Linked DNA regions of Homo sapiens: region 1 is linked to region 2. The links are chromatin loops, found by intact Hi-C in ENCODE. Cell type or tissue: GM12878. All regions are shown on one strand. Each heading gives the region's core, and the rest is flanking DNA. Links, peaks and the distances in the headings are about the cores only.

What was found. A loop is a pair of places that touch in the nucleus more often than their neighbours do. Peaks named below come from ENCODE experiments on the same cell type or tissue, not always from the same donor. Only the 100,000 strongest peaks of a DNase experiment are listed, where the experiment ranks them.
Region 1: it touches region 2 in a loop (4-fold over the local background); 2 of 110 quality-filtered maps call a loop at or near these places.

The regions. Positions count from the first base shown.
Region 1 is chr18:57,776,953-57,786,712 of GRCh38, reverse strand. The region is part of intron 1 of ATP8B1 (ATPase phospholipid transporting 8B1); the gene reads left to right. It overlaps LOC124904310 (a long non-coding RNA gene), which reads right to left. Exons shown (of 2, transcript XR_007066388.1): 2 at 1-9,760. Among named protein-coding and RNA genes, the nearest start is that of ATP8B1, 21 kb to the left of the region's middle. RefSeq lists an enhancer at 9,689-9,760. In GM12878, for the core only: no CTCF peak of the experiment used is centred there; DNase peaks (open chromatin) are centred at 5,702 and 5,931.
Region 2 is chr18:57,829,660-57,839,419 of GRCh38, reverse strand. It overlaps the pseudogene RSL24D1P11. Among named protein-coding and RNA genes, the nearest start is that of ATP8B1, 31 kb to the right of the region's middle. RefSeq lists enhancers at 5,552-5,601, 5,642-5,731, 5,772-5,971 and a silencer at 6,349-6,643. In GM12878, for the core only: no CTCF peak of the experiment used is centred there; DNase peaks (open chromatin) are centred at 1,009, 1,349, 5,439 and 5,839; H3K4me3 peaks cover 1,339 bases; H3K27ac peaks cover 2,605 bases.

The sequences.
Region 1 (9,760 bases), core at 983-8,982, 53 kb after region 2:
GGTGCTACCTCCTCCTGGAAGATTTCCTGATTCCTTGTCTTTCCCAGACCAAAGTGAGGGACTCTTCCTTTGTTCTAGTGGTTCCCTGTACATTCTCATCTTAGCATAGGTGGTACCATCTCGGAGATGGTAGCTAGCTTTTATATCAGATGTGGCTTGATCAGTGGTGGTTGCCTAGACACTGGTTTTCAAAGTATGGTCCCTGGACCAGCAACATCAGCATGACTGGGGGCTGCACTCTAGAGTCACTGACTCAGAAGCTCTGGGGTTAAGACCCAGCAATCAGTGTCCTAATAAAACTTCCAGGTGATTCTGATGCCTGCTCCAGATTGAGAATCCCTGGCTGAGAGGCTTTTGACGAGCTGGATTCTGAAGTGATGTCCAGCCACGGCAGCAAAGGTGTGTTAGGATTCCTTAGTCCTGTCACCTTGAGCAGGTGAGAAGCAGGACAGATGTGGGCCTAGGGGTGTGGCATCCCTGAGCTATATTGTCATTGCTGGTCTATTTGTCTGTGTTTACACTAGTGGCCACCTTGGTGAGAATAGCACCTTGGCAAGACTCATGTTGTAGCTCAGCCCCCAGCGCAGTTCTTAAATTGTAGCACCTGTTCTATAATTACACATTAAATAGTAAAGTCAGAAACATGCCTTTCCACACTGATAGGTACTAGCATTAGCTGCCGTTATTAGACACATGTTTTATGAGAGAGAAGGCCATTGAACAACATCGAACCAATAATTGTTGGCTGTTTTTATAGTGACTCTACAATGAAAAGAATCCACCGTGGCCTAATTAAGTGAATTTTATGGCTTTTACTCCTTCACTAAGCTGCCAGAGGAGAATAACCAAGTTCTTTCTTGGACTTCATAACTTAGTATAATAGTCACAAACACAAATAGATACTTACGGCCAGGTACGGTGGCTCATGCCTGTAATCCCAACACTTTGGGAGGCTGAGGCATGTGGATCACTTGAGGTGAGGAGTTTGAGACCAGACTGGCCAACATGGTGAAACCCCATCTCTACTAAAAATACAAAAATTAGCTGGGCATGGTGGCACGCGCCTGTAATCCCAGCTACTCAGGAGGCTGAGGCAGGAGAGTCACTTGAACCCTGGAGGTGGAGCTTGCAGAGAGCTGAGATTGCACCACTGCACTCCAGCCTGGGCAACAGAGCGAGACTCCGTCTCAAAAAAACAAAACAGAACGAGACAAAACAACAACAACAACAAAAATAGATATTTAAAGATTTTTGCACTAACTTTTGATACTTACTGCCATACTTTGGAAATGCAACAAAAATATCGGGAATTTGTTTTAAGCATCTACTTAGGAAAAAAAGGACTCTTATGGCATTTTGGTTTGGGTTAGAGATATTTTTACAAATGTTATTTGAAATAAACACCATCCCATAACTCTGAGCTATGAAATATTTACATACAGGGGAAAATCCAGCTAACACCTATATCCACTCACTGCTCTATTTTGGGTTTATGTTGTTGTCAAAAGACAAAGGATAAAGATTTTTCAAGATCTTGTGTATTTTGGGGTTAGTATAACTCCAATTGTTTTCTAATTCGATGAGGCAGCATCCACCTTAATACTAGGTCTGGTTTTTTAAAGTCAATTTTAGGTGCTTGTCAACAAAGCCGGAACATGAGAAAATTGAAATGATTTGTGAAGCTCTTACTCTGGCCTGCCCGTGAACTTTTTGAGACAGAAGACCGGCACCAGTTTATTAAAGACTTTGTAAAAGTATACTTAACTTAGTCAACCAGATGTGACTTTTGCTCCCTGGGGAACATTTTAAGTTGTCACAATTCAGGATGCTACAAGCGTCCAGTGGTCAAGGCCAGGGATACTTCTAAATATCCTACAATATGCAGCTCAGCCTCTACAACAAAGAAGTATCTTACCCAAAACGTCACTAGGGTTGAGGCTGAGGAATTCTACCCTAAACCACGGGTAGGAGTCCTCTTAAAATGCTACGGTTTCGCAGGACTTAGTCATAGGCACGTTTCATAATACTCTCCTGCACGTTTCATAATACTCTCCTGCATGCCCCTAAACACAGCACCTCGAGCATTGAACTCTGACATCAGTTGAGAAGATGATACCCCTCTAGCTGGTGCTTAAGCCTTCTGGCTTAAGCCTGGACTTGATCTCTGACCCCTTTCTCTTCCAGACTGCACCCTGCTTTCATTTCCAATCCGTCTCCAAGGCCTGTTGCTTCTACCTCTGGAAGACCTTGACTCCACCTGATAACCTCTATCTCCGCTGCCATCCGCGAGGTTCAAGCTGTCATCCTCCCTCTCCTGGACCATTCCAGTAGCCTTCTTACATGAGGGCTACACTTCTACCCTGCCCCTTCCAAACCAGAGCACCCACTCAGATCCTGCCAACCCTTGCAGTAGCTCATGCTGTGGTTTTAACAACAGCTACCTTCTCTCCACAGCTCTCTATGCCCAGCCCGCCCTGACCCCGGCTTCCCCCTGCAAATTCCATTCTTTTTCTCCTTCAGTTTCTGAAGCATGACGAGTCCCTTCCTGTCCCAGGAACTTCAGATTTGCTGCTTTCTCGCTTGAAAAGCTCTTCCTCTGAAAGGCTCCTTATCTTTTGCCTTTTGGCCCAAATGTCATTTCTTCAGCGTAGTCTCTGCCCACCCCAGTAAAAATTAAAGTAGGAGTCCCTCCTGAGTTATGTCCTCTGCTCACTCTTTCTTTTTCAAGTAGCAAGGATGTAGAGAACAGGGGAAGCCCAGAAATACTGTTGAAATGACAACAGCTCTGTCACCATGCGCCCTTCGATGTATGGTAGAGGAGACGGCTTCTGTGTTTTCTTCAATGCTTAATTTCCTTTATTATTTTTATTTTTTTTTTAAGACGGGGTCTCACTCTGCCACCCAGGCTGGAGTTCAGTGGCGCGATCTCAGCTCACTGCAACCTCTGCCTCCCAGTTCAAGCAATTTTCCTGCCTCAGCCACCTGAGTAGCTGGGATTACAAGCGCGTGCCACCATGCCTGGCTAATTTTTGTATTTTTAGTGGAGATAGGGTTTCACTATGTTGGCCAGGCTGGTTTTGAACTCCTGACCTCAAGTGATCCACCTGCCTTGGCCTCCCAAATTGCTGGGATTGCAGGTATGAGCCACTATGCCCGGTCTTCAATTTCCTTTTATATTGTCTCTTCTTGTGAATATCAGGAGTCTTGCTTCACTTAAGGCAGCATCTACCAGGCATATTCGATATTTTTAAAGTTCTTATTCCCCACAGTCTTTCTATATTATTAAAGGAAATAAATACATAAAAAAGACTTGTTTGTTAAACCATATGTGTCCACCCTGTTGTGTGCCTGTCATCAGTTTCAAAGGACCACAGTAAGCATGTTAGAACTTTTGTTAAACATAAAGATATATAAATATTATCTTATCCATGCCTGCGTTCCATCAGATGCCCTCTTTCCCCTGTAATCTTTACAGTTTCTACTTTATAGTCTCTCTGTAGAGCATTCTTAACCTGAATAGTGTGTTCTCTGTCACCCATCATACTTCTAGGAACGTCCCCGCCTCCCTTCAGCCAGTGCATCTTTAGAAAAGACAAACTAGGCCGGGCACCGTGGCTCACGCCTGTAATCCCAGCACTTTGGGAGGCTGAGGCAGGCAGATCACTTGAGCTCAGGAGTTTGAGACCAGCCAGACCAACATGGTGAAACCCTGTCGCTACTAAAAATAAAAAAATTAGCTGGGCATGGTGGTGGGTGCCTGTAATCCCAGCTACTCGGGAGGTTGAGCCACGAGAATTGCTTGAACCCAGGAGGCGAGTTTGCAGTGAGCCAGGATTGCACCATTGCACTTTAGCCTAGGCAACAAGAGTGAGACTCTGTCTCAAAAAAAAAAAAAAAAAAAAAAAAAAAGAGACAAACTAGAATTAATCTGAGCCAGGTATCATTTAGACAGTAAATCTGTTTTCCTAAAAGAATCATATTATAGTCAAGGCTCAAACAAATAGATTTCATATTATCTGGAGCCTTTCTAAAAATGCATAAACCAGAGGTGACTGAAGAATTTTTTGTCTGTGTGTGTGCGCACCATTCATTCTTGACTTTTTGATAAATGAGATTCTCAAGTTCACCTGGGAAGCATCAAAAACATTGATGCCTGAGTTCTCCTTGCCAGAGTCTTATTAGCCAGTCTGGGATAAACCTGGCTGATTCTCTCATGCGTAGTCAAGACAGAGAATGGCTTGGAAAGTAGACAATGTAAGAGTCTACTCTTTATAGGATGCCTACACGCATAATAAAAAATTTACTTGGGTTTATGGAAATGTCTAGATATAAACCTATGGGGAAAATGATTGAAATAAATGAATGGTGTAACGTAAGGATGCTGGATTGGCGTCTGCAACGCAGCAGCTGTGGGTGGCCTTGATGAGTCTTACTTAATTTCATAGCTCATATCTGTGTAGTTATTTGCTGCTGGCAAACTATTGCTTCATCTTATTTTCGCAAATTCTATAGACAGCAGGGCTTCTTTGCATCTTCTGCCCTTTCTGCTCCATTCTCCAATTAAATGGATTTCACTGCAGCAGCTTTCTGCCCTATGGCAGAGGCCTCCCATGTGCTTCCCAGGCTGGGTTAGGTATGGTTTTGCCAAGCTCCCACTGCAACCTGAGCATATTGTCTTCTCCTGGCATTTACTGTATTTTAAATATTATTATTACTGGTTTTTAGAGATGGGTTCTCGCTCTGTTGCCCAGGTTGGAGTGCAGTGGCCTGATCATACACAGCTCACTGCAGCTTTAAACTTCTGGACTCAGGCCATCCTCCAGCCTCAGCCTCCTGAGTGGCTAGGACTACAGGTGTGTGCCACTATGCCTGGCTAATTAAAATTTCTTCTTTTGTAGAGACAGGGGTATCCTTATGTTGTTCAGGCTGGTCTCAAACTCCTGGCATCAACATCAAGCTATCCTCCCATCTCGGCCTCCCAAAGTACTGGAATTACTGGTGCGAGCCACTGCACCCACCTATGTTTCCCATATTGAACTGTAACAGTCTGTGTTAGGATTTAAGTTATAGTGAGAGATCACGTATCTTCTTCATCCCTGGAGTCCACAACCTAGTAGGCATTCAATAACTGATCAATTAATGAATATATTAATTTTCACTTTACAGATGGGGACACTGAGGCCCAGGGAGACTAAATACAAGTTCAGCACTCACACCTCCCCTAATCTTTCTGAGCTCTGGATTCCTCTTGTAAAAATAAAGAATTTTGGATATTTTTTCTAATAACCCATATAGCTCAAAAACAGGTGGTTCTGTTTTATGATTTTAACAACTCTGCAGTGTTGCCAAAACTCAACAAAGCTGTCTCCAGATGGAGTGAAACAGTCTCAAGAATAAAGATAATGATTAAAATAACGCACCTACTGGCAAGAATGGAATTCACATTACACTTCAACCTAGATCAGGAACTCAGTCCCAACTTCTGAGTATTAAAAATCACCTCGGGAGACTTTGAAGAAGTAGAAGTTCCTGTGTTTTATCCCTTCCCTTTCTGGAGTTTCCCAAGTGATTTTGAAGGAGACCAATCAGCATTTAATGCTTCCTTTTTTGGTGTTCTTGGAGATGACTCATATCTGACCAGCAGTGGTTATGTGAATGGTCTTCATGTCTGATTTTAACATTTTAAACAGTGGGCTGACCCAAACACAGCTCTGTTTGAGCAGCCGGCCTGGCCAGGCCACATATATCATACATACCTTGCTGAGACAAGGAAATTGTCTTCTGTAGAAATTCTGTTGGAATCAGAGAAGTGGCTATCGAGGCTGGACTCTTGACCATTTAGAAATCATTTCCTAATCAGTTATGTCAGGACGAGGGGCAGGCATGCTGGAAAAACAAAAGAGAGAAAGGTGAAACCACAGCTTCCTTCTGTTGGGGTGAAACTGTCCACAGAAAAAAATAAAAGTTTTTTACATATCGTGTACAATATTACCTCCATCAGGCAACCTCTTGGTTGAAGCCAACTGAGAGATTTTGAAGGCTGCAAAATGATTGAACAAGTGTATTTCTTAGGGTTTAAATGAAATCCCTCCAGCGTTTAGTAGAACTGGCAAACTATATGGACTCCTGATTACTAAGTAGTTACGATTTCCTTTCCCCCATCTTTCAAGAAGCTTGTTTTTATTTCTGGTTTGCCTGCTCTCCACACCCCCTCACCCAGCTGCCTGAATTGGAAACCAGCCCACCATAGTTTTAATTGTGAAATTCCTGAAGCTGTTAATATATGTAAACATACAACAGGATGTTTCCCACAGCTGTGCATAATGACTTGGGAAACAGGCCAGAAGACCTGTTTTCAAATTGGGTGAATTCTATAAAGTCTTCAGTTAGGTTTAGAGTAATTATACATTTATGCATTTTTATTTTAAAAGGACTTTAAACAAATTTCACAAGTTGGATATTTTTTAATCCTTTCAAGGATTTACTCAAGTGAGCAAAAGATTAAAAACTAATGTTTGCTTTACCTTTTTCCAACTTCAGATTTTAAACATTCCTCTACATTTATTGACATCTTCCAAAACAATTTTACACAGACAGACAAATTTGTGAAATTTGAGATTCATAATAAATCTGTTATGAGAATTAGAAATGTGGGCTTCAAGGCCAGTTGGTTTATTCAGCATCTAAGCTCTAACATTTATATGCCGTGGTGATTTATAACAGGTTTAGCCAAAAGAGACTGTTTAATATTATAACTGTTAATTTACCTATGTTATTTTTGTTATTTTTTCTTTCTTTCTCTTTTTTTTTTTTTTGAGACGGAGTTTTGCTCTTATTTCCCAGGCTGGAGTGCAGTGGGAAATCTCGGCTCACTGCAACCTCTGTCTTCCAGTTTTCAAGCAATTCTGCCTCAGCCTCCCAAGTCACTGGGATTACAGGCACCCGCCACCACGCCCAGCTAATTTTTTTGTGTTTTTAGTAGAGACGGGGTTTCACCATGTTGGTTGGGCTGGTCTCGAAGTGCTGACCTCGTGACCTACCCGCCTCGGCCTCCCAAAGTGCTGGGATTACAGGCGTGAGCCGCCATGCCCGCCCCTATTTTTTCTTTCATTACACAAGTTAAGAATGGATAATTATACTAAAAATAAGGTAGAAATACCATGTTCGGTGTTGCTAAAATTAAAAAGTGAACATTAGGCTATACCTGATACCAACTTTGGATTTCAAAGGTTAATTTTACATTTTATTTTTGCCCCTTCTGGGAGCCTTTCAGCTCTGCCTGTGAGTGCTCCTAATTCTCTGCCTCTCTCAATGCTGGTTTGAGTGAAGTAATTTCTCTCTGCTGCTACACTTCTTTCTTCTTCTCCTTCTCCTTCTTCTTCTTCCTTTTTTTTTTCTGAGGGAGGGTATCACTCTGTCGCCCAGGCTGGAGTGCAGTGGTGCAGTAACAGCTCACTGTAGCCTCGACCTCCCAGGCTCAAGCAATCCTCTCACTTCAGCCTCCCGAGTAGCTGGGACCACAAGCACATGCCCAGCTAATTTTTGCATTTTTTGTAGAGATGGGGTTTTGCTATGTTGCCTGGGCTGGTCTCGAACTCCTGGGCTCAAACAATCTGCCCACCTCAGCCTCCCAAAGTTCTGGAATTACAAGTGTGAGCCATTACACCCAGCCCTGCTAAACTTCTTATGCTTGGTCCATAAAAGCCTTCTTAAGCTACTTTTGGCCAAATTTGGAACCTTTCTAAAATATCTCAGGATTCTTGTGAAGTGTAATTTGTGATTTCTTCTGTTTCTGGGAAATCCTCTCCCTTGAGCAGGGGTTAGACCTGGTGATGCCCTTCTAGTGAATAAAATATGGCCACAGTGATGGGATGTCACTTCTGAGGCTGGGGCACAGAAACACCCCACTTCCCTCTTGCTGATGCTCTCTCATGCTCTCACTTACTGTAAGAGAAGCCAGCTGCCCCATGGAGAGACATTCATGGCAAAGAACTGGAGCTGGCCTCTGGCCAACAGCCCAAGAGGATGGAATCCTGCCAACAGCCCTGTGAGTGAGCTTGGAGGTGGATCATCCCCAGGCCGACCTTTAGGTGACTGCAGCTCTGGCTCACACCTTGACTGCAGCCTTGGGAGGAGACCCTGAGCCATACCCAGATTCTTGATCCATTGAAACTGAGATTATAGGCCGGGCGCGGTGGCTCATGCCTGTAATCCCAGCACTTTGGGAGGGCGAGGCGGGCGGATCACGAGGTCAGGAGCTCAAGACCATCCTGGCTAACATGGTGAAACCCCGTCTCTATTAAAAAAAAAATACAAAAAATTAGCCGGGCGTAGCGGCGGGCGCCTGTAGTCCCAGCTGCTCCCGAGACTGAGGCAGGAGAATGGCGTGAACCTGGAAGGCGGAGCTTGCAGTGAGCCGAGATCGCACCACTGCACTCCAGCCTGGGCGACAGAGCGAGACTCCGTCTCAAAAAAAAAAAAAAAGAAAAAGAAAAAGAAACTGAGATTATAAATACTTGTGGTTCAAACTGCTAAATTTGGGGGTATTTTGTTAGGCAGCAACAGATAACTAATACAAGGGCAAAGATTTAAGGTACAATTAAAGTTGCCGCTTGCATGTGGGGAGCTCACTATCTGGTAAATGCTTCTGTTGTTGACCATCACTGGAAAGTCAAGATGTGATACCATCATGTTTGTTATTTCCTGATAAAGGGCTCCCACAGTTTCCAAGCTTCAGTTTTGTTCCACCTATTATTTGTTTTTTCATTTAATTTTTGGAATAAGTAATACATGCAAATGGTACAACCTTCGAAAGGTACAAAAGGGTATTAAGTGTCAGCCTTGGCCAGATAAGGTGGCTCACGCCTGTAATCCCAGAACTTTGGGAAGCCAAGGTAGGAGGATCGCTTGAGCCCAGAAGTTCGAAACCAGCTTGGCCAACACGGCAAAACCCTGTCTGTACAAAAACTACAAAAAATTAGCTGGGCATGGTGGCACATGCCTGTAATCCCAGCTACTTGAGAAGCCGAGGTGGGAGGATCACTTCAGCCTGGGAGGCGGAGGTTGCAGTGAGCCGAGATCCCACCGGTGCACTCCAGCTTGGGCAACAGAGTGAGACCCTGTCTCAAAATAAATAAATAAATAAAAAATAAAGTGTCAGTTTTCCTGCCTCCTTTTAACCCAGTTACCCAACTCTCCTACCCAAAGGCACGGGCCATCACCAGTTTATTGGTTATCTTTTTAGAAATCATCTTTGTGTTTACAAACATATATATTCATGTTTCTTTTTTCCCCTGGAACAAATGACAGTGGAATTTGACTTTCAATGGCCTGTCTCAGGAAGATGGTAGATATATAACAGATTGAAATCTTACATAGTTTCTGCATTGGATTCCTGCATTGGATTCCAGCTTTCAATAGATAAGAAATTAGCCTGGCTAGGCACTGTGGCTCACACCTGTAATTCCAGCACTTTCAGATGCTGAGCCGGGCAGATTGCTTGAACCCAAAAGTTCAAGACTAGCCTGGGAAACATAGCGAAATCCCATCTCTACAAAAAATGTAAAAATCAGCTGGGTGTGGTGGCACATGCCTATAGTCCCAGCTACATGGGAGGCTGAGGTGGGAGGAATCACTTGAGCCCAAGAGGTCAAGGCTGCAGTGAGCTGTGATCACACCACCGTACTCCAGCCTGGGCGACAGTGATACCCTATTTAAAAAAAAAAAAAAAAGCCTGAGAAAACAGTTGGAAAGGAAGATA
Region 2 (9,760 bases), core at 560-8,559:
TACTAAAATCAAAATATTTGACACCGTCATACAAATTGTTAGTTCCTTGTTGTCTCCCCCCTTCTATAACATTAATAAAGTGAATATTTTACTGCAAAGAATATTTTATTTTATACATCACTAGCCATGATTTTTTGCCATTAGTGATTATACAAATGCTGTCTAGTCCATTATCCAGATGACATAACCATTTTACGTCCACAATTCACTTCTACAGTTATAAGTAGAATTTTCGTGATTTACATAAGTACACATATCAGTGAAGATTTAATACTGAGATGCAATCTAACATCCGTAATATCTTGTGTTTTGTAGATGGCAGTGTAGGAGAGATATATTTTAATCACTTTTCATTTAAATGAACTTATGTAAAAAATAAACTAATAATTTAGCAGTTCCAAGTCTCCAAAGGGCATTTTCAAATGTCCATAAAATAAATGGTTACAGAAATGTTTAAGAAGCATCTTCATGTCCACATCCTGTTGTAACTGCTGTACCATTTTCTCTTCCAACTCCTTCCCTTTGCCTGCAAGACGGGCTTGGGTAAGATGGATGCTTTGCTTGACTTCTTTGATATCCTGAACTTTCTGTAGCTCTTTATTTTTCTTCAATCTGTTCATTATAAATTTAGCTTGGTGTTTCTGTTTGATCTCTTCAACTCTCTTCATTGCATCAATAGTTTTATTCCATAGCTCTCGCTGGTATTTGATAAGTTCATTTCTATGTTTGTCAAATTCAAATGAATTATCTACTGTAAGCTCTTTACCAGCTGCTTTCTGGAATGGTTTGGTCCGCCTAACTTTGCGAGGATTGCACTTCTTTTTAAAGTGTTTATGACATTTAGATTTACAAAATCCGAACACTTTGCAATCGTTGTGGATGAACAACATGTCATAGCCAGGGTAGATGGGCCCCGAACAGAAATAACACTTCTCGATGCGCATGTTGAACCCGTGTGGTTCCCCACTGACCACACGCTAAGCTTGAGAGCCCAACTACAATTTCTTTTTTGACTTTTCATTTTGAAATAATGATAGAGTCACCAGAAGGTTCAAAGAAAGTGTACAGGGAGGCCCAGTGTACCCTATACCTAGCCTCCTTCAGTGGTGGTAACATCTTGAATAATTACAGTACAAAATCAAAATCAGGAAATTGACATTGAAATGCTCCACAGAGCTGATTCAGATTTCATTGTTTTTATAAGCACACACGTGTGTACTTCTATACAATCTTATTACGAGTGTAGCTTCCTGTAACCACCAACACAATCGAGATACACAACTGTGCCATCACTACAAGGCTGCCTCATGCTGTAACTGCCCAGCGGGTTCACCCTGCTCACTGCCTAGACAGAGCTGTTTTATCAAGATAGGGGAATTTCTACAGAGAAAGAGTCATTCATGCAGAGCTGTCTGTGTGGGAGACCAGAGTTTCATTATTACTCAAATCAGTCTCCCTGAGCATTCGGGGATCAGAATTTTTTTTTTTCTTTTGAGACGGAGTCTCGCTCTGTCGCCTAGGCTGGAGTGCAGTGGCGCAATCTCGGCTCACTGCAAGCTCCGCCTCCCGGGTTCATGCCATTCTCCTGCCTCAGCCTCCCAAGTAGCTGGGACTATAGGCGCCTGCCACTGCGCCCGGCTGATTTTTTGTATTTTTAGTAGAGAGGGGGTTTCACCGTGTTAGCCAGGATGGTCTCGATCTCCTGACCTCGTGATCTGCCCACCTCGGCCTCCCAAAGTGCTGGGATTACAGGCTTGAGCCACTGTGCCTGGCCTATTTTTTTTTTTTTTTTTTTTGAGACAGAGTCTTGCTCTGCCGCCCAGGCTGAAGTGCAGTGACGCGATCTTTGCCCCCTGCAACCTCCGCCTCCGAGGTTCAAGCCATTCTCCTGCCTCAGCCTCCTGAATGGCTGGGATTATTGGCGCCTGCCATCACTCCCAGCTAATTTTTGTATTTTTTAGTAGTGACGGGGTTTTGACATGTTGGCCAGCCTGGTCTCAAACCCCTGACCTCAGGTGATCTGCCCGCCTTGGCCTCCCAAGGTGTTAGGATTACAGATGTGAGCCACTGTGCCTGGCCAAGTGTTTAGCTTTTTAAGAAACTGATATTTTCCAGAGTGGCTATGCTATTTACATTACTATAAATGTAGGGAAATAGATAATTTTCTCTCAATCTTTCATAATTCTTAGTTGGGATGGGCCACTGTAACAAAAAACAGATTAAAAAGAGACAAATAAACAGAAGATTATTAACATGTATACCTCGTGTAGTATACAGGGAGATACCCAGAGAAATTGGTAAATTTCAAAGAGGTGGCTTTGAACTCACACTTAAATGCCATGTCTGCTGAAACAAAAAGAAGGGTGTAGGGAAAGTTGATTATGCTCAGGAAAAACTGGCAAATAAGAGTAAGATTTGTTATGGAGATTTAAGTCAGTGCCTTCTCCATCAATAAAGGATAACTGTCTCCAGTGACTTAGAGTCATCCTGTCCTCCTGGGGTAATGTGGATGATAAGGTAACTTCCACTCTGTTTTCAGAGCTTCTCCTGTGGTTGCAGTTTCCCAAAATAATCAGCTCAAAATAGAGAGGGGAGAGGAGAGAAAGAGAAGGAGAGTTATCATAAGGAATTGGCTTATGTGATTGTGGAGGCCGAGAAGTCCCACCATCTGCCATCTGCAAGCTGGCAGCTGGGGAAAGCCAGGGGTATCATTCAATCTGAGTCCAAAGGCCTGAGAACCAGGGGAGCTGATGATGTAAACTGCAGTCTGAGGGAAGGAGAGAGTGATATTCCAGCTCAAGTCATCTGGCAGAAAAGAAGGACCAAATTCAGGGCTGGGCGAGGTGGCTCACGCCTGTAATCCCAGCACTTTAGGGGGCCGAGGCAAGTGGATCACTTGAGCTCAGGAGTTTGAGACCAGCCTGGCCAATATGGTGAAACCCCATCTCTACTAAAAATACAAAAATTAGCTGGGCATGGTGGCATGTGCCTGTAATCCCAGCTATTTGGGAGGCTGAGGCGGGAGAATCGCTTGAACCTGGGAGGCAGAGGTTGCAGTGAGTTAAGATCGCACCACTGCACTCCAGCCCGGGTGACAGAGTGAGACTCTGTCTCCAAAAAAAAAAGGCCAAATTCTCCCTTCCTCTGCCTTAAAGCCCTCAACAGCCCATTGAGGAGGGTGATCCACTCATAGACAGAATTGGAAATGACGTTTTGCCAAGTATCTGGGAACCCCATGACCCAGTCAAGATGAAACATAAAATTAACCATCACAAATGCTAATGATCAGATATAAAACGGGAAGTGGGGTAGGGAGTACTTAGAGGTGGGGGGCAACAGTTGTCACTGCAAACAGGATGGTCAGGGAACCTGGCCTGAGACAGTAACATGTAGATCTGAAGGAGAGAGTAGGGGGCTTGAGAAGGGAAGTAACTCACCCATGACCCTCACCCTTATCCACTAACTCCTAACTCTGTGTTCTCTCCCTGATGATAGCTGGTTGTTTTATTTTCATAAAGTCGTGAGATGTTAGAGATGGAAGTGACCACTGGGGATGGCCATAAGTTTCACTGAAGATCCTAAGTCTATTAAACAAAAAATTGAATTTTTGTGGCAACTCACATTGATAGTGGTGGCTTTCTGGAGCATGGCATAGAGCAAGATCCAGAGGTTAGGTCTGGGTTCAGAGCAAAAAGTGACATTTTCCCCAAGTTCAGCAGGAGGATGGTCACATTAGACAGTCGGTGGCCCATTCCTCTTCTAGAGTGACCCTCCCATTACACGATGAGGACATAGGCAGCTGGAGTGTAACAGACAGGAAGTGGCTGGATTTTCAAAATGGTCTTTAGCATGAACACTTTTATGCCTTCACTGTCTCCATTATTGACTAAAGGAAAGTAAAAGAAATGGAGGAGGCCGGGCGCGGTGGCTCACACCTGTAATCCCAGCACTTTGGGAGGCCAAGGTGGGTGGGTCACCTGATGTCAAGAGTTCGAGACCAGCCTGGCCAACATGGTGAAACCTTATCTCTACTAAAAATACAAAAAATTAGCTGGGCCTGGTGGCAAGCGCCTGTAATCCCAGCTACTTGAGAGGCTGAGGCAGGAGAATAGCTTGAACCCAGGAGGCAGACGTTGCAGAGAGCCGAGATTGAGCCATTGCACTCCAGCCTAGGCGACAGAGTGAGACTCCGTCTCAAAAAAAAAAAAAAAAAAAAAAAAAGAAAAAGAAAAAAGAAAAAGAAATGGAGGACTCCACTCTTGGTTACAATGAAAAGAGTCCCCGCCTCCCAAACTTGCAGTTTCTCTCAGGCAACCATTTTATTCCAGGGCTTGGCCAGGTCTCCAGAAATGTTATTTTTCTCTTCTTCTTTGTGGATTCAGCCCAGGGAGGAAAGGTATAATTGCAACCCCACACCCACAAAGATGCTCCTTGGACTTGGATAAAAGAGCACAAGACACCGTTTTTATCACTTAACCCGGTAAAAGAAGATACCTACACAGATCACCAGGACCACACAGTAGGAACAGAGGCCCCCCTTCCCTTGTGCTGCCCAAGTTCCTAGAGGGATCTGAATGAAGCAACTGTTTAACTAATGCAACCATGTTTAAAGTTCCCAAGGGATCCACACTCTTTAAATGATGCATAAATTGAGTCATTTTGTAAAATACAGTACCTTGATTTATTTGCTTAGTAGCTTTTAGTTTGTCTACTAGGTTTCTCTAAAGAAGAATACAAATGTATTTAGGCATAAATTGTTTTCAATCATTTTCTTGGTGTCTACATTACCCTCCATGTAATATATTAGGGGTTCCTAAGCCACAAATGGTATGATTGAAGGTATAAAAACTTGAAGCTCATTGCAACCTTAAACTCCTGGGCTCAAGCAATCCTCCTGCCTCAGCCTCCCAAGCAGCTGGGACTACAGGTGGGTGTCACCATGCCCAGCTAATTTTTAAAATTTTTTGTAGGAGGCCTTGCTATGTTGCTCAGGCTGGTCTTGAACTCCTGGCCTCAAGTGATCCTCCCACCTTGACCTCCCAAAGTGCTGGGATTACAGGCATGAGCCACCGTGCCCAGCCCCCATCTCTTTTTAATACACTAGAATTATGAAATGACAGCAGAAAGAATTCACCTTCTAGTTAGCAGTTGGATCAAACAAGTAAAATAATTTGAAGATGAGCAAAAGGAACCTTGTTATTTTTGACTTAAATGTTCTTGAGAACAAAAATGATGATGCCAGGCTTCAGAAGATGGCCCCTTAAGGGTTTAATGGTTGAAAATCATCCTCACTTTCCTACCCCTTTCAACACACACACACACACACACACACACACACACGCACGCAGTGTTGGGCTCAGTGACACCACATAACAATAGCAACAGGCTTAAGGACAGTGCAAGCACAGGTGCATCAGGCTACTGTCGGGAGAAGGGAAACTAGAATATGCACCGAGAATAAAAAATGGCTTGGGTGAGTCATCAAACAACCCTGTCAAAAAGCAGGATGTCTGATTTCACAGCCTCCATTGCTCCCTCCAACACCACATGGAACATGAACTCCAAACTGATAAAGTCTCAGGCAGGTCAATCACCTTCTACTCAGCCCCAGTGTGAAAGAGGAGGGACTCATATGGAAAAGCCTGCTCTAAACACAGGCTTATCTGTGTTGCAAGATGATGAAACATTACAGACTTAGGGAATTCATTCTCAGGTGAGAATTCAGTAACTGGCACTGGGGGTTGTAAAATATACTGGCCATGAGTCCCTTAGGTAGTCGAAGGATAAGACGACCAAAGTCTAACCTGAGCCGATGTTACTGACGTGAGTGTCAGTACATGCATCTGAATCTTACTCTGTCAATTTTCAAGAAAGGAAATGAAAGTAAAAGCATTTGTCACTTGAGGAATTTCTCTGTATGCATGATTATCATTTGTTGCATTTCTCACATATTTAAAGTTGCTTTTGAGCCAAGCTATGAAGTGAGTAAAACTTGACTTTTGTTTCTTGATTCCTTATTTTCTCGCCTCATATTTTTTTTTCTTTTGACAGTTAAATTAGTTAGGATACTAGTTTCACTCCTACTACAGAGAGAGTGGCCCCAAATAATACTGATTTAAGTGAGATGAAGGTTTATTTCTCTGACACAAAAAAGTCCAAGCTAGTATGCCGCTACCAGTCATACCAGGAATAGTTTTAGGGACTCAAATGCTTACCTAGTTACTTTGCAATCTGCAACATATGCTTTTTTCATCTTCTCTTGGTGCAACATGGCTGCTCCTGATCCTGCCAATTCATCTGTATTCCCTCCTGCAGAAAGAAAAGAACGGGCACGGGGCATGACTTGAAAGTTGCATGTATCACTTCTGCTCAAGCTCCATTGGCCAGAATGTAGTCCTACACCCACACCAAACTGCAAGGGAGAGATATTTTAAAGCACAGAGTGGTGATTTGGGTTCAGAATGAAGACCCTGAGTGATTTGGAAAAGGCTACATCTGTTCACTATGTGATAAGTTGGTGATTAATTCAAGGCTATACTGAGGAGGAGAGCCAGGAGGCCTGAGTGCACCAAAAAGATGCTGACAGATTCAGTGGTGATAGGAAGTGACCTAGGGCCTGGAGAGAAACTAGGGGACTCCCAGGAAAGCTGGCTTGTGGTGATATAGGAGGTAAAAAGGAATTACTTAGGGAGATAGCAAGGGCATGGGAGTCCTTGGTAGGGCTTTCCTTTTAATGAAAAGCAGCCCCAAATAATTTTCTAACAAAGAGCAGCTGATAAAAGTTGAGCTGCAGACATAGACAAGCAAGCTGGCAGCTTGCTGCACAGATGAATGCCAGCAGGAACTAAGGACTAGACCTTTTCAAGATGGTGGCTCCATCTTGCCTTCTCTGCCAGCCACGTGTACGGTAAGAAGCAGATAATATGGCCCCCATCAACTGGAAAGTCCATTTGCATAAGAAGATTAGGGTAGGGCGACAAGCCTTCCCAGAGAGCTTTGTAAATGTCATACATGATGGAACCAATCTGTGAGGCCTAGTAAATCAGACAACACCTCCTCAAACTGGACTATAAAACTCGGTGCGTTCTCCACCAGCTGGTCCTTTCTGCTCAGAGACTCCTTCTGAGAGGTGAAGCCAGCTGGACTTCCTGGGTCGAGTGGGGACTTGGAGAACTTTTCTGTCTTAGAAGAGGATTGTAAAATGCACCAATCAGCATTCTGTAGCTAGTAAGAGGATTGTAAAATACACCAATCAGTGCTCTGTAAAAATGCACCAATCAGCACTCTGTAGTGAGCAAGAGGATTGTAAAATGCACCAATCAGTGCTCTGTAAAATGCAACCATCGGCAGGAGTCTAAAAGTAGGCAATCGCGGGGAGGATTGAAAAAAGGGCACTCTGACAGGACAGAAACAGAACATGGGAGGGGACAAATAAGGGAATAAAAGCTGGCCACCCCCCAGCCAGCAGCAGTAACCCGCCTCGGGTCCCCATCAACGCTGTGGATGCTTTGTTCTTTAGCTCTTCACAATAAATCTTGCTGCTGTTCACTCTTTGGGTCCGTGCCATCTTCAAGAGTTCTAACACTGCAAAGGTCCATGGCTCCATTCTTGAAGTCAGCGAGACCACAAACCCACTGGCAGGAACCAACTCCAGACACACTTCCTTTAAGAGGAAGCTGTTTTTCTTTCTCTTCTCTTCTAACTGTTAAACCTCCACCCCTAAACTCCTCCTGTGTGTCTGTGTCCTAAATTACTCTGGTACCCGACAATGAACCCCGGGTTTTTTTGTTTTGTTTTGTTTTGTTTGAGATGGAATTTCGCTCTTGTTTCCCAGGTTGGAGTTCAATGGTGCAATCTCGGCTCACCGCAGCCTCAGCCTTCCAAGTTCAAGTGATTCTCTTGCCTCAGCCTCACAAGTAGCTGGGAATACAGGCATGCGCCGCCACACCAGGCTAATTTTGTATTTTTAGTAGAGACGGAGTTTCTCCATGTTGGTCAGGCTGGTCTCAAACTCCCAACCTTAGGTGATCCACTCGCTTTGGCCTCCCAAAGTGCTGGGATTACAGGTGTGAGCCACCATGCCCGGCCGAACCCCGGGTTTATACCCCAGACAACGTAGCCGCTTCAGTGGCGTTTGCTTCATCCTCTTGACCCTAGACCCTCCTGATCTACTGCAAGATTTGCCATATGCAGGGGAATTGTGGGTAATCCTGGGAAGTTTAATTTGGGAGTAAATTACTTACCTGAACATGTCACTCCCCATCTCAAATCCCCCACTCCGAGCAAAATCAAAAGGGGTTTTTTTGTTGTTTTTGAGAGAGAGTCTCACTCTGTTGCCCAGGCTAGAGTGCAATGGCACTATCTCGGTTCACTGCAACCTCTGCCTCCTGGGTTCAAGCGATTCTCGTGGCTTGGCCTCCCAAGTAGCTGGGATTACAGGCATGTGCCACCATGCCCGGCTAATTTTTGTATTTTTAGTAGAGACAGGGTTTCACCATGTTGGGCAGGCTGGTTTCGAACTCCTGACCTCAGGTGATCCACCCACCTTGGCCTCCCAATGTGCTGGGATTACAGGCGTGAGCCACCGCGCCTGGCCCAAAAGTTGTTATCTTGACTACAAAGCCAGTGTCATCTAGCCCCTGCCCACTGTCTCCAACCTCATCCCACGTGGCCCTGCCCCTTCTCCACTCTGCGGCCACCACGCTGCCCCGGTGGCTACTTCTAAAGCACACAAGCATGTTTCTGCCTGAGGAAGAAGTTTACACCTGCTGGCCCTACTACCTACACTGCCTTCCCCCAAATATGAATAAGACGGGTAGCCTCCCTTCTTTCAAGTTTCTGCTCAAATGTCACCTCTATCAAGATTCAATCCCTGCCATTTTAAAACGGTGCTACTCCAAGTGAGGCAAACAGACCGGAGTTTGTCTGTGAACAGTTTGCTGCCATTTGGCCATGAGTTGAGCCCAGAAATTTTGAAGGTGCACATCTAGAATTTGCTGCAATATCCAAGACAGTGACTTGTCTCACTGACCGGGGTATAGATGAGTTTGGGGGGCTTTGAATTCAGGTGCTGAGTCATGTAGAGTGCACTACATCCTAGTCGTGCATGTTAGGACCACACATACATTTTCATAATTTATTACATTATCGTAATTTTAGCCCTTAATTAGGCTTGCCTTTCAATTTATAGTTTAGCATTATTAGTTGTAAAGACAATTTTGTATTCTGTATTTTGTTTTTGCTTTTTTTTTTTTTTTTTGAGATGAAATCTCACTCTCGTCCAGGCTGGAGTGCAGTGGCACAATCTTGGCTAACTGCAACCTCCGACTCCCTGGTTCAAGTGATTCTCCTGCCTCAGCCTCCCGAGTAGCTGGGATTACGGGCACAGGCCACCACGCCCGGCTAATTTTTGTGTTTTTAGTAGAGACGGGGTTTCGCCATGTTGAGCAGGCTGGTCTCAAACTCCTGGCATCAGGTGATCCGCCCGTCTCGGCCTCCCAAAGTGTTGGGACTACAGGTGTGAGCCACTGTGCCTGGTTTTCTGTATTTTTTACCTTAATTTACTGATGGTGACACAAGATTTACTGGACTATTTTTGTCAAGAAAAGACTTGTTTTTTTCCAAAAATAGCAGTGATAGTCAACCAAATAGTAACAACAGATGTTATTTCCAATAGCATAAAAGCAAAATCATATATACTAATTTACTCAGATATATATTCACTTATGTATTAATGTTGGGTTTGTAGCGATCATTGATG